Regions from separate parts of the Homo sapiens genome. Here all the other regions are linked to region 1. Evidence: chromatin contacts called from ENCODE Hi-C or POLR2A ChIA-PET data. All regions are on one chromosome and are shown on one strand. Each heading gives the region's core, a stretch centred on a gene start or an enhancer-like site at or near the end of the contact. The rest is flanking DNA. Distances are from core to core; before and after follow the strand shown. Region 1 holds the start of DDX23 (DEAD-box helicase 23). Region 2 holds the start of HNRNPA1 (heterogeneous nuclear ribonucleoprotein A1). Region 3 overlaps ITGA5 (integrin subunit alpha 5).

Region 1 (3,166 bases), core at 276-2,775:
GGCCCATTCTTTTAACTATGTGGCCTTTGAAGGCATAATTACTCTTTCTGGGCCACAATCTCCTTACCAGTAAAATGGAGATAGCACTCATCTCATACTGCTATGAGAACTAAGTAAAACAAATAAGGTAGGTTAAGTGTCCAGCCCAGAGCTGAGCACTTAGAAGATTCTCAATAAAAAGTGGCTGCAGTTTTTGAAGATTCTGGCCTACCATGGTTGGTCTGATTCTTAGTTTAATCTGTGAATCTGTGAGTCGAGCGCCCTCTCGTGCTTTTGTGGTGAATTACACCTAACAGATCTCAGAGCTCTCTTCTTTCCCTTGCGTTCTCTCTGGAGTAGAAGCTGGGAGGTGAAAGGCTGCAGGTTCTAAGAGAAGTGTGTGTCTCCGAGGGTTACTTTGGGCCATTGTACGTGATGCTCAGGGCTTTAGGATTACTTGGGTCTATCCTGAGGCTCTGCTTGAGAGCTTGGGCATATTCAGAGAGAAAAGGCAGACCTACAGCCATGTGGAATTGAAGCAACAAACCTGCTGCTGGCAAAATGGGAAGGGAGGTCCGAGATACTTCTGGTTATCTAAACCGTTTCCGCAACTGCAATGTTTTGTTTTGTTTTGAGGGAAAGAGTTATGAACCCATAAGACCAAAGAGAAACACAAAGTGAACTTACGATTTGAGGTTAAAACAACAACAACAACATCAACAACAACAACAACAGCAACAACAAAACTCAGTGGAAGACTGAAGTAGGGGAATCTGGGGGAAGAAAGAAGCAAAAATACCAAGATAGCTCAACAATTGGTCACATTCCAAAGGGCAAGAAATTGAGGAAACCAGGGTTCCATCTGGAATGTTGAGAAAACAGGTGCTAGAGCCCAGGAGATACCATCCTTCCGGGAGGACTTTAGAGCCCATTGTGTGGGCTCATTTGGAGCTGTAACAATAACTGGGGGTTGTTATGGCATTCACCCGGCTGCAGGGGCCAAGGTTGCTAAAACGTCCTCCTAAGCCTGGGATAGTTCCACACACAATGGAGAACTGCATCACCCTCCTTGTGAACCTACTCCGGTAACCTGATCTTTAGTTTGTCCAACTGTAAAATGGGGCTAGCCCCATTCTCACAGAATTATTATAAAAACCGCTTTTCCACGAATGGTATTTATTGTTACTGCGGTTGTTAGCTATAATTACGTACTACAGATATCTCAGGAAGCCCTTAAATTCCTCCACTGTAAGCCACGGGCAAGGACAGTCATAGACCGTAGTTTCTAGGAAGACCAGCCGATTCCAAGAAGGGTGCTCGGCGGGAGAACCTAATGCCGAAAGCCTATTGGCGAAAAACTCTTCCTTCCCGGACGCTAACGTCTGGCAAACCACATTGCCCGGCAGACCCCGCAGCCTGGGGCCGGCGCTCAAGTCATGCATTCTGGGATTGGTAGTTTCCAGGCCTCAGTGTCGGCCTGTGCCGCCCAGCTCCAGGAACTCGCCTTCCCAGCTTGCCTCGCGGCCGGGGGGGTGGGGGGTGTTCATCTCCGCGACCAGGAAACGGGAAAGATGGCGACGGCTCCGCGACGTTGAGGCCGCGTTGGGCGGTTCAGACTCAGGGTGGTGAGTCCCGGGCGGTGGAGGCGGTTCCCACGAGCTTACAGAAAGGGCTAGAGTCAGGGCACGGCGGTGGCCCCTGCCTCCTGGATGAGGCGGGAAAGAACGCCTCAGAGAAGGGGCATGAACCCGGGAAGCTCGGGCGGGCTGGAGTGAAGGGGCGCGGGCCCCAGGGGTAGTGTTGGCTCCTCCGGGCACAGGCCACGTCCCTGCACGATATTTTCCTCCCAGGACTCTGCCTATGGGCACAGCGCCTCTGATACCCCCAGTCTGACCTTATTCTTTCATGCTTAAAGTAGCCTTTGGTGCAGCCAAACTGGAACTCTGGCTTTTCTCTCGCAGTCAGTCCATGTTTTCCCGCCTCTGCGCCGGCCGTATTATTTCTTTTGCCGGGAATGACTTCTTTTCCGCGTCCTTAATTACATATCTTAAAATTCTACTTATACTTAAAAGCTCAAGCGTCACTTCCTCTTCCAAGCCTTCCACATCACCTTTTACAAGTGAAAGGAAACGCCTTTGAACACCTGTATTACTACATCTGAGCCTTGATACTCTTCTTGGTATGTGTCTCATACCCCCTATTGTTCTTTTTTTTCTTTTCTTTTCTTTTTTTTTTTGAGACGGAGTCTCGCTCTGTCGCCTAGGCTGGAGTGCAATGGCACGATCTTGGTTCTCTGCAACCTCCGCCTCCCGGGTTCAAGCGATTCTCCTGTCTCAGCCTCCCGAGTAGCTGTGATTACAGGCGCACGCCGCCACGCCCGGCTAATTTTTTGTATTTTTAGTAGAGACGGGGTTTCACCGTGTTCCCCAGGCTGGTCTCGAACTCCTGAGCTCAGGCAATCCACCTGTCTCGGCCTCTTAAAGTGTTAGGATTACATGCGTGAGCCACCGCGTCCGACCTCATAACCCTGTTGTTCTAAACACTTCCTGTGAACAGAATTTATTTTTGTAACTCACATAGCACCTAGCACTGTGCCTTGCGTACAGTAGATGCTTGTTAAATACGTCATTGAGTGAAAAAAAAGAATGTGCCCCTGCCCTGCAAGAACTGAGGACCTGAAGATCTGGAGGTTTGAGAGGAAGGCTGCTGGGAAGCATGGCCAGAGTCAGCCTGGTTATTTGGCCCTTGTGATAATAGAACCTGTAATAAAAGTTGCCTGTATTTACTGTCTTCTTCTCATTTTTCATTCTCTTCCAAACTCATTCCACTCAGGCTTCCATTCCCGCAATGCAACTGAAACAGCTCTTGTCAAGGTCACCAATAATCTCCATTTTTCCAAATTCAGTGGTTACTTCCCTGTCCCTTATTCCCTCTCCACTTCGGTGGTACTTGACACAGTTGACCCCTCCCTCCTTGAAACATGTTTTTGGCTTCTTCGTTGCCATGCTTTTCTTTGTCTTTTCTCACTGGCTGCTAGTTCTTTTCAGTCTTTTTCTCTGGTTCATCCCGTGGCTAACTCCTGTTAAAGTGTTCCAGAGCTCAATTCTGGAGCTTCTTCTCTATTTTTTTTCTTTCACTATGCTGCCTACTTAGGTAATATCATTTAGTGTCCCATGGCTTTAAAAGC
Region 2 (3,395 bases), core at 851-3,350, 5.4 Mb before region 1:
ACCACCACGGCTGCCACCAAAGCCACCTGTAAGAAAAAGTTTCAAGTTTTAAGTATGACTTGGACTTAAAGTGACATTCTGAATGCAGTTCCCGTACTGTAAAATCTTCATAGCAAAGATGGTGAGAAGTCAGAACTACATGTAGATAAACCATACATACCACGACCACTGAAGTTTCCTCCACGACCGAAGTTGTCATTCCCACCGAAACCACCTCCACGACCACCACCAAAGTTTCCAGAACCACTTCGACCTTAAGACATGAAGTTTAAGCATTAAATCATTCATACTGGAGTAACTCAAAGTTACCTTTAAGGTTTAATTAAGCAACAAGCATACCTCTTTGGCTGGATGAAGCACTAGCCATCTCTTGCTTTGACAGGGCTTTTCTAACTTCACAGTTGTGGCCATTCACAGTATGGTATTTCTGAACTAAAAAAAAAACATAGATACAACATGGTATCAGGGTTTAGAATGCCATACAGATTGTGGAACCCTTACTAAATGCCACTATCTGATACTTACTGACAATCTTATCCACGGAGTCATGGTCGTCAAAGGTTACAAAGGCAAAGCCCCTTTTCTTGCCACTGCCTCGGTCAGTCATGATTTCAATCACTTCAATTTTTCCATACTGTTCAAAATAATCTCTTAGGTGATGTTCTTCAGTGTCTTCTTTAATGCCACCAACAAATATCTTTTTCACAGTTAAGTGGGCACCTGGTCTTTGAGAATCCTAATAGGAGAAAAACCATAGGTTTAGATTAGCAAAGCCTATACTCGAATAAAAAATTTTGGTAAGTTTAGAAAACTCCCGAATCTTAAGTCCATAGCAGCACATATCCAAGTAAGTTTAAGAAGAAGAAGAAAAAAAACCCACTCACTTCTCTGGAGACAGCTCTCTTTGGTTCCACAACTCTTCCATCCACCTTGTGTGGCCTTGCATTCATAGCTGCATCCACCTCCTCCACAGTGGCATATGTGACAAACCCAAAGCCCCTGGAGCGCTTGGTGTTTGGATCTCTCATTACCTGAGAACAGTGTTAATTTATGTAACACAAAGTCTGACCGCAAAAGCTTTTGTCATTTTAACTTTGAATAGGGCAATAGGAAACTTTACACCAGCCTTTTATAAAAAGTCGTCCAGTTTCCCACTACCCTAGATTTAAGAGGTAGCTTTTAAAATCAAAGCAGGACGTTCCTTTGCCAACAAAGCTCTAACTATAATGCTATTAACTACTTTCATAAGCATTCGGAGAAGACTGCACCAAGATAAGCCAAGGAAATCGGCTGTTTTACTGCTTTGTCCCTTCCAAATCTTACCACACAGTCCGTGAGCGTTCCCCATTGCTCAAAATGGCTCCTCAGGCTCTCATCAGTTGTTTCAAAGCTCAACCCTCCAATGAAGAGCTTCCTCAGCTGTTCGGGCTCTTTAGGAGACTAGAGTGGGGGGAGGGGGAAGTGTTAAATGGGCTACAACACGAAACAATTTCCATCGAGGAAAAGAAAAACTAGACACCAACTGTGTACCTAGCACTTATTGTTCGTTCAGGTCGCAACAAGACACGTGCTTCTGCCTATCAAGGGAGGCCGTATGCTGGAGTTGGGAGTGCTAGGAAATCGCAAGCGCATGCGTCCCTAGTCGCCTTCCGACGCACGCGCAACAAAGGCTTGGGCGGTAGGGGTGCATCTCCACAATGGGACTAATCGCTCTTTAGAAAACTCGCTCACCAAGGCAAGGTTTAAAAAAAGACAAAGATCCTGTGTGCCTAAGAATTTTGCTACGAGTAACGAGTCCCGCATGATAACTCATGGTTGGCGGAGAGCGGCCTCATGGCGATCAAGAGGACAAAATGGCGACTTGAACTTTGGGAGGGGTAGGCCGTGGCAGCGACCGAAGGAACTGTAGAATGGGCTGGTGCAAGGAACGAAACCCAGCAGCATCTTACCGATTCAGGAAAGGGAGAGGAAAAAATTCAAGTGGGAAAGCGCGCCTAACTCACCTCTGACTTAGACATGACGGCAGGGTGAAGAGAGACTTTAACGATGCTTCTTCGGCGGCGTCCACGGGCAGAAAGGAGCAAGCTGACGAACGTATCTGCCAGCCTACCTTCGCCCTCTCTTTTTTACCCCGCCTCCTCGCTTTCGGCATTGGTAGACTCCGCCCTGGAACAGCTCTGATTGGATACTTGAAATCGCTTCCCCCTGCTATTGGCCTGTGGTGCCACATTGCTGTGTAACGTCATTCCTTCGGTCGTTCTACGCCGTCTCCACCCCTTGGAGTCCATTGGTTCCCGAGTAATGTTATTGTTAACCAGTCTGATTGGCCAACCGACCAATCATTCACATTTGAATCTACCTTGGGTGTTTAACATCTTTTTAATCTTCCACGCGCAAATATTACAGTCAAGTCGCTTGGCAAAGCATGATTAACACTATGTATTAGACAAGCAGCCAGGAGGTAACAATTTTTTTGCAATGAACTCTTGTTGACCGCACGTGTAGTAAAATGGCGAGTTTTGCGCAGGCGCATTAAGAAGTTCCACCTGCCTCTGAGAACACGTGAAATGGCGGGCAGGAGTAGGCAGTGAACCTACGGCGCCTGCGTGTTGGCGGGAGTTTGTCCTAGCTTTGCGCATGCGTAGTGGGCGGAGAAAAAAGGTCCGGTCCCAGGATTGGTTGCGCAGGCGCAGGGAAGGATCCGTTTTGGCGGGCGGTTGGCGTTGCGCAGAAGGCGGCGGCGGTGGTGGCTTGTGGTGCGGCCTCACCATACAGGAACAGGGCAGACGTTAGCGTGAGTGATCACTCTCAATCCCGGGTAAGTGGCAGACAGTCTTATCTACCCATAGTAGGTCTTGAACTGACTCCATTTGGGCCCGTTATTGTGTGAAATGAATGGACGGCGGGGTGGGGGGATAGTGAAGGGGCAGCGGTGGGTCGGGCCAACCAATAGAAGAACAGGGGGCGGGATGTTTTAATCCCCGTAGGTTCTTTGGAGCTGTGCAGCCGAAGACTTTGACTGGCTTGTGTATAGGCCAATTGGGTCTGCCTTGAGCTGCCGACTGATCGGCCCTTGGGCCATCGGAATGTGGGAGACGGGTTTTCCCCTTCTGAGCAGCGTCTCACTGAGCCAGTGAGCAGGAAGCGCGCGGTAGGTTGGGCTTCTCCAGGAGGCAGCGGTTTGACTCCAATGGGGAATGCGGGATCGGGCGGTTAAACGGATGGAACGAATCTGGAACCAGTAGACGGACAGCCTAAGGAAAGCGCTGGGACCAGTCGTCCAATCGGCTCTCCAAAAGAGGGAGGTCTTCGATTTGGGGTTGTGAGGAAGGGGAGTCGGTGCCTGTAATGGCGTGTGAGGGTGGATGTTTTATCCACGATGACTTCTCTAACGA
Region 3 (3,307 bases), core at 617-3,116, 5.6 Mb before region 1:
TACAGTGCCTTCTAGCTGTGGTAGTCTGTGTCTCCAAGGACCAACCCTTCCATTTCTGAGGCTTCAGAATAAATTCTGGCAGTTATTTCTTCTCTCAGACTCTATTTCAGAAAAGTGTACCTGCCAACCTGCATTTAGTAAGAAATAATGAATTCCTTTTCTCATTCTTTTTATTTTTATTTTTTATTTTTTTGAGACGGAGTTTCGCTCTTGTTGCCCAGTCTGGGATGCAATGGCGCAATCTCGGCTCACCGCAACCCCCACCTCCCTGGTTCAAGCGATTCTCCTGCCTCAGCCTCCTGAGTAGCTGGAATTACAGGCATGTGCCACCACGCCCAGCTAATTTTGTATTTTTAGTAGAGACGGGGTTTCGCCATGTTGGTCAAGCTGGTCTCAAACTCCCGACCTCAGGTGATCTGCCTGTCTCAGCCTCCCAAAGTGCTGGGATTACAAGCGTGAGCCACCACGCCTGGCCGTTGTTGTTGTTGTTGTTGTTGAGAAGGAGTCTCGCTCTGTCTCTGGACTGGAGTGTAGTGGCGTGATCTCGGCTCCCTGCAAGCTCCGCCTCCCAGGTTCATGCCATTCTCCTGCCTCAGCCTCCCTAGTAGGTGGGACTACAAGCGCCCGCCACCACGCCCGGATAATTTTTTTGTATTTTTAGTAGAGACGGAGTTTCACCATGTTAGCCAGGATGGTCTCGATCTCCTGACCTCGTGATCTGCCCGTCTCGGCCTCCCAAAGTGCTGGGATTACAGGCGTGAGCCACCGCACCTGGCGCTTTTCTCATTTTTTATTAACCAAAAACATCTATAGCTGCCAATCAGAGTTTCTGACCAGCATGAGATAACCAGGTTCCCACATAAGTTGATATAATTCCAGCCAAAAGCAAATACACTTGAGGTTTTAATTAGCCTAGGCCACCTTATCTGGTAAATGCATGATTTCCGTTAGGCTTTCTGAAATATTGAAAATAGCACACGGACCCTCCATTGTTACCTTCTTAGACCCCTAAAAGTGCCCAACTGCTGCAGGATTTAGGAAGCAGGAAAAAGATGTGGGAAAATAAGGACAAACTAGCTTGCATGCCATCCATGGCACCAGTCACCTCACTTGGCGTGTTGGCAGGGGAGGCACTATTTATTGGATTGACTTTAGGTTGCTGGGATGGAAGGGCCACTGCCTGTCCAGGAATAAGCCATGGGTAGTGTGCCGGGAGGAAAGGAGGCCTAGGTCTGTGTCCCTTGCCTGCATGCCAGGTATCCTGAACCATCGCACAGCCGGAATGGATATGCCCCTGGCTTGTGGGCTTTACAAGCTTTGTAAACTCTCTGTCTTGCAACCCTGCTAAACTCCAGGCTACTTCCTCAGGCCACCCCAGGAGTGTCAGGCTCAGCTCCTCTCCAAGAGCAGTGGGTGTTGGAGAAATTGGCAGCAGGAATAGGGTCCCTTGGCCTTAGCCCTGTGCTCCAGGAAACTTTGAGAGAACCTCTTCTTCACCCAGAGGAAGAGGGAGAGGGTATTGCCCAAGTCCACAGTTAGTGCCTGAACCAGAACTCTTGGCTCCTGGTCCAGTGCTCCTTTCACTGCTTCCTGTACCTCTGCTGTTCTGGTCTAGTTCAGGTTGGTGGCCCTTTCTGCTTTCTAGAGCCTGAAGGCAGCAACCAAGTTCTCTGGGGGCTGCCCCTGCTGAGAGAGGGGTCTCCTTCTCTCACATCACCCAGCCCTAGGGCGGTGCAGCCAGACCCCACAAGTGGATGTCATGCCTAAGTGAGAAGGGTGGGGCCTGGCACGGAGGTGGGGGTGTGGGAGACAAACGGAGAAGTGAGAGGTTGGAAACAGACAGGAAGCCACAGGCAGTAAACATTTCCTGTCCCCAGAGTAACGGAGACTGGCACCTCCCCTCCCCACCCCTCCTAACTTCAGGAGCTCTCCCTCTTCAGCCTACCCATCTCCTATTCCTCTGGACCCTGCCTTCTCTCCCCTCCATTCTCACCACTGGCCCTCACAGACCCCTCCTCACTCTCCTCTTCCGTCCCCTCGGACCTGTCCTCTCTGCTGCTTCCATCCCCTATACCTCCTGGGCCACTCCTCCCCGCCTCAGTATACCTGGTCTTCTTGGAAAATACCCCCAGCTCTTGTGACCTCTACCATAATCCTTCACTTTGGGCCTTCTTGCCTAGTGAGAAAGCTGAGGAAGGTATTCAAATATCAGGGAAAGGGTAGGTATTGGACGGGTTGAAAGCTGAAAGTGAACAGAAACCAATAGAGATGGAGAAATGTAAAATCTGAGATAGAGAGATAGGATTCAAAAACCAAAACCAAGAGAGCAAGCAGTCATAGGGGCAGAGGGACAGAGGGATTGAGAAGCAGTGCCAGAGGCAGACACAGAGCAGAGCAGAGGCCAAGGCTGGCAGGAGCACTGGTCCAGAGGCTGGGTCGAGTTGCCCAGGCTGCCAGATACAAGTCCTGGCAGGAGACCCTTAGGGGAAACCAAGAGAGCCAAGAGCGGTGTGGAGGTCTTGGAGGCAAGAGACCTAGGGATGAATGAGGCAGAGCTGACGGCAGGAGGACTGCCCAGGCCCTTAGCTATGACCACCCCATTACACAGGGCAAACTTCCCCTCATATCAGGGGGAACAGAAGCACTGTGTCCAGAACTGGGACCCCGGTAGAGCAGACTCTGAATTCAGTCAGCTGGGGGTGGTCTATGGGAAAGGGGTTCAAGGGCTGAAACACAGACCCAGCCAGGAAGGGGAGGCCCACACCAGGGCCGGGGTGAGGGCAGGCCCAGGCCCAGTGGAACAATCTGTTTTCACTGTCCTCCAGCTCCTCTCTCCACTCCTGCTGCCTGATTTCCAAGACTCACATTTTCCTCCTACACGCCCCAAGGCTGGGTGGCTGGGCAGCCGGATGCCTGGGTCTTGGCCCAGGGAGGGGATTTGGCTTGGGAGGAGAGTATATAGGCTAGATGAGAGACCCTGAGGCTCCACAGGACCTTGGCGCTCCAGAAGCTATACATCTAATCTCAGCAGGTACGTAGAGGAGAGGGAGAAGCCAGGGGTACAGGCTCTGGCCCCTCTTCCCCTTCTAGAAATTGACTGTGGTTCCTCCTCTCTTTATGAACAGGATAAGGTAGGAGAGGACAGAGAATGGCGGGAGGAGGGGAGGGTTGTGTTAGTGACAGCGGCACATGGGGACCGCCTGACTCCAGCCTGTGCCTCTGGCATCTGTGGCATCTTCTGAGATATAAATACAACGCAGGGGGCATCTACTCCACCCCCAGCCAGCCCCAGCCTAGAGGCCTGGGT

Evidence for each region. A loop is a pair of places that touch in the nucleus more often than their neighbours do. ChIA-PET counts read pairs that join two places held with the same protein, here RNA polymerase II (POLR2A). Pooled maps may share reads with other maps.
Region 2: a loop to region 1 is called in a pooled map, with 21 times the contacts of the local background. The contact joins the promoter of HNRNPA1 here to the promoter of DDX23 in region 1. A Hi-C loop is called at or near these places in 6 of 50 pooled maps. POLR2A ChIA-PET finds 5 or more read pairs at or near these places in 2 of 52 experiments (HepG2 and endothelial cell of umbilical vein).
Region 3: POLR2A ChIA-PET joins it to region 1 with 10 read pairs in BJ. The contact joins the enhancer-like site here to the promoter of DDX23 in region 1. POLR2A ChIA-PET finds 5 or more read pairs at or near these places in 2 of 52 experiments (BJ and K562).

The regions. Positions count from the first base shown.
Region 1 is chr12:48,850,522-48,853,687 of GRCh38, reverse strand. It overlaps DDX23 (DEAD-box helicase 23), which reads left to right and starts at 1,525. Exons shown (of 17, transcript NM_004818.3): 1 at 1,525-1,604. It overlaps LOC105369755 (a long non-coding RNA gene), which reads right to left and starts at 1,967. Exons shown (of 2, transcript XR_944925.3): 1 at 1,874-1,967; 2 at 1,139-1,638. RefSeq lists enhancers at 391-600, 1,480-1,669.
Region 2 is chr12:54,279,431-54,282,825 of GRCh38, reverse strand. HNRNPA1 (heterogeneous nuclear ribonucleoprotein A1) reads right to left here and starts at 2,100. Exons shown (of 11, transcript NM_031157.4): 1 at 2,004-2,100; 2 at 1,324-1,440; 3 at 885-1,031; 4 at 526-736; 5 at 340-432; 6 at 161-253; 7 at 1-26. The coding sequence starts at 2,018. It overlaps CBX5 (chromobox 5), which reads left to right and starts at 2,704. Exons shown (of 5, transcript NM_012117.3): 1 at 2,704-2,818. RefSeq lists enhancers at 821-1,579, 2,322-2,381, 2,392-2,481, 2,772-2,821, 2,340-3,099 and 1 more and a cis regulatory region at 1,005-3,305.
Region 3 is chr12:54,412,035-54,415,341 of GRCh38, reverse strand. All of the region lies in intron 1 of ITGA5 (integrin subunit alpha 5), which reads left to right. All of the region lies in intron 2 of GPR84-AS1 (GPR84, ZNF385A, ITGA5 and GTSF1 antisense RNA 1), which reads right to left. Among named protein-coding and RNA genes, the nearest start is that of ITGA5, 5.6 kb to the left of the region's middle. RefSeq lists enhancers at 2,327-3,108, 3,109-3,307. Within about 2 kb of position 1,866, at least 24 of the 41 ENCODE cell types and tissues checked have a DNase peak (open chromatin) inside an H3K27ac peak, as active enhancers do.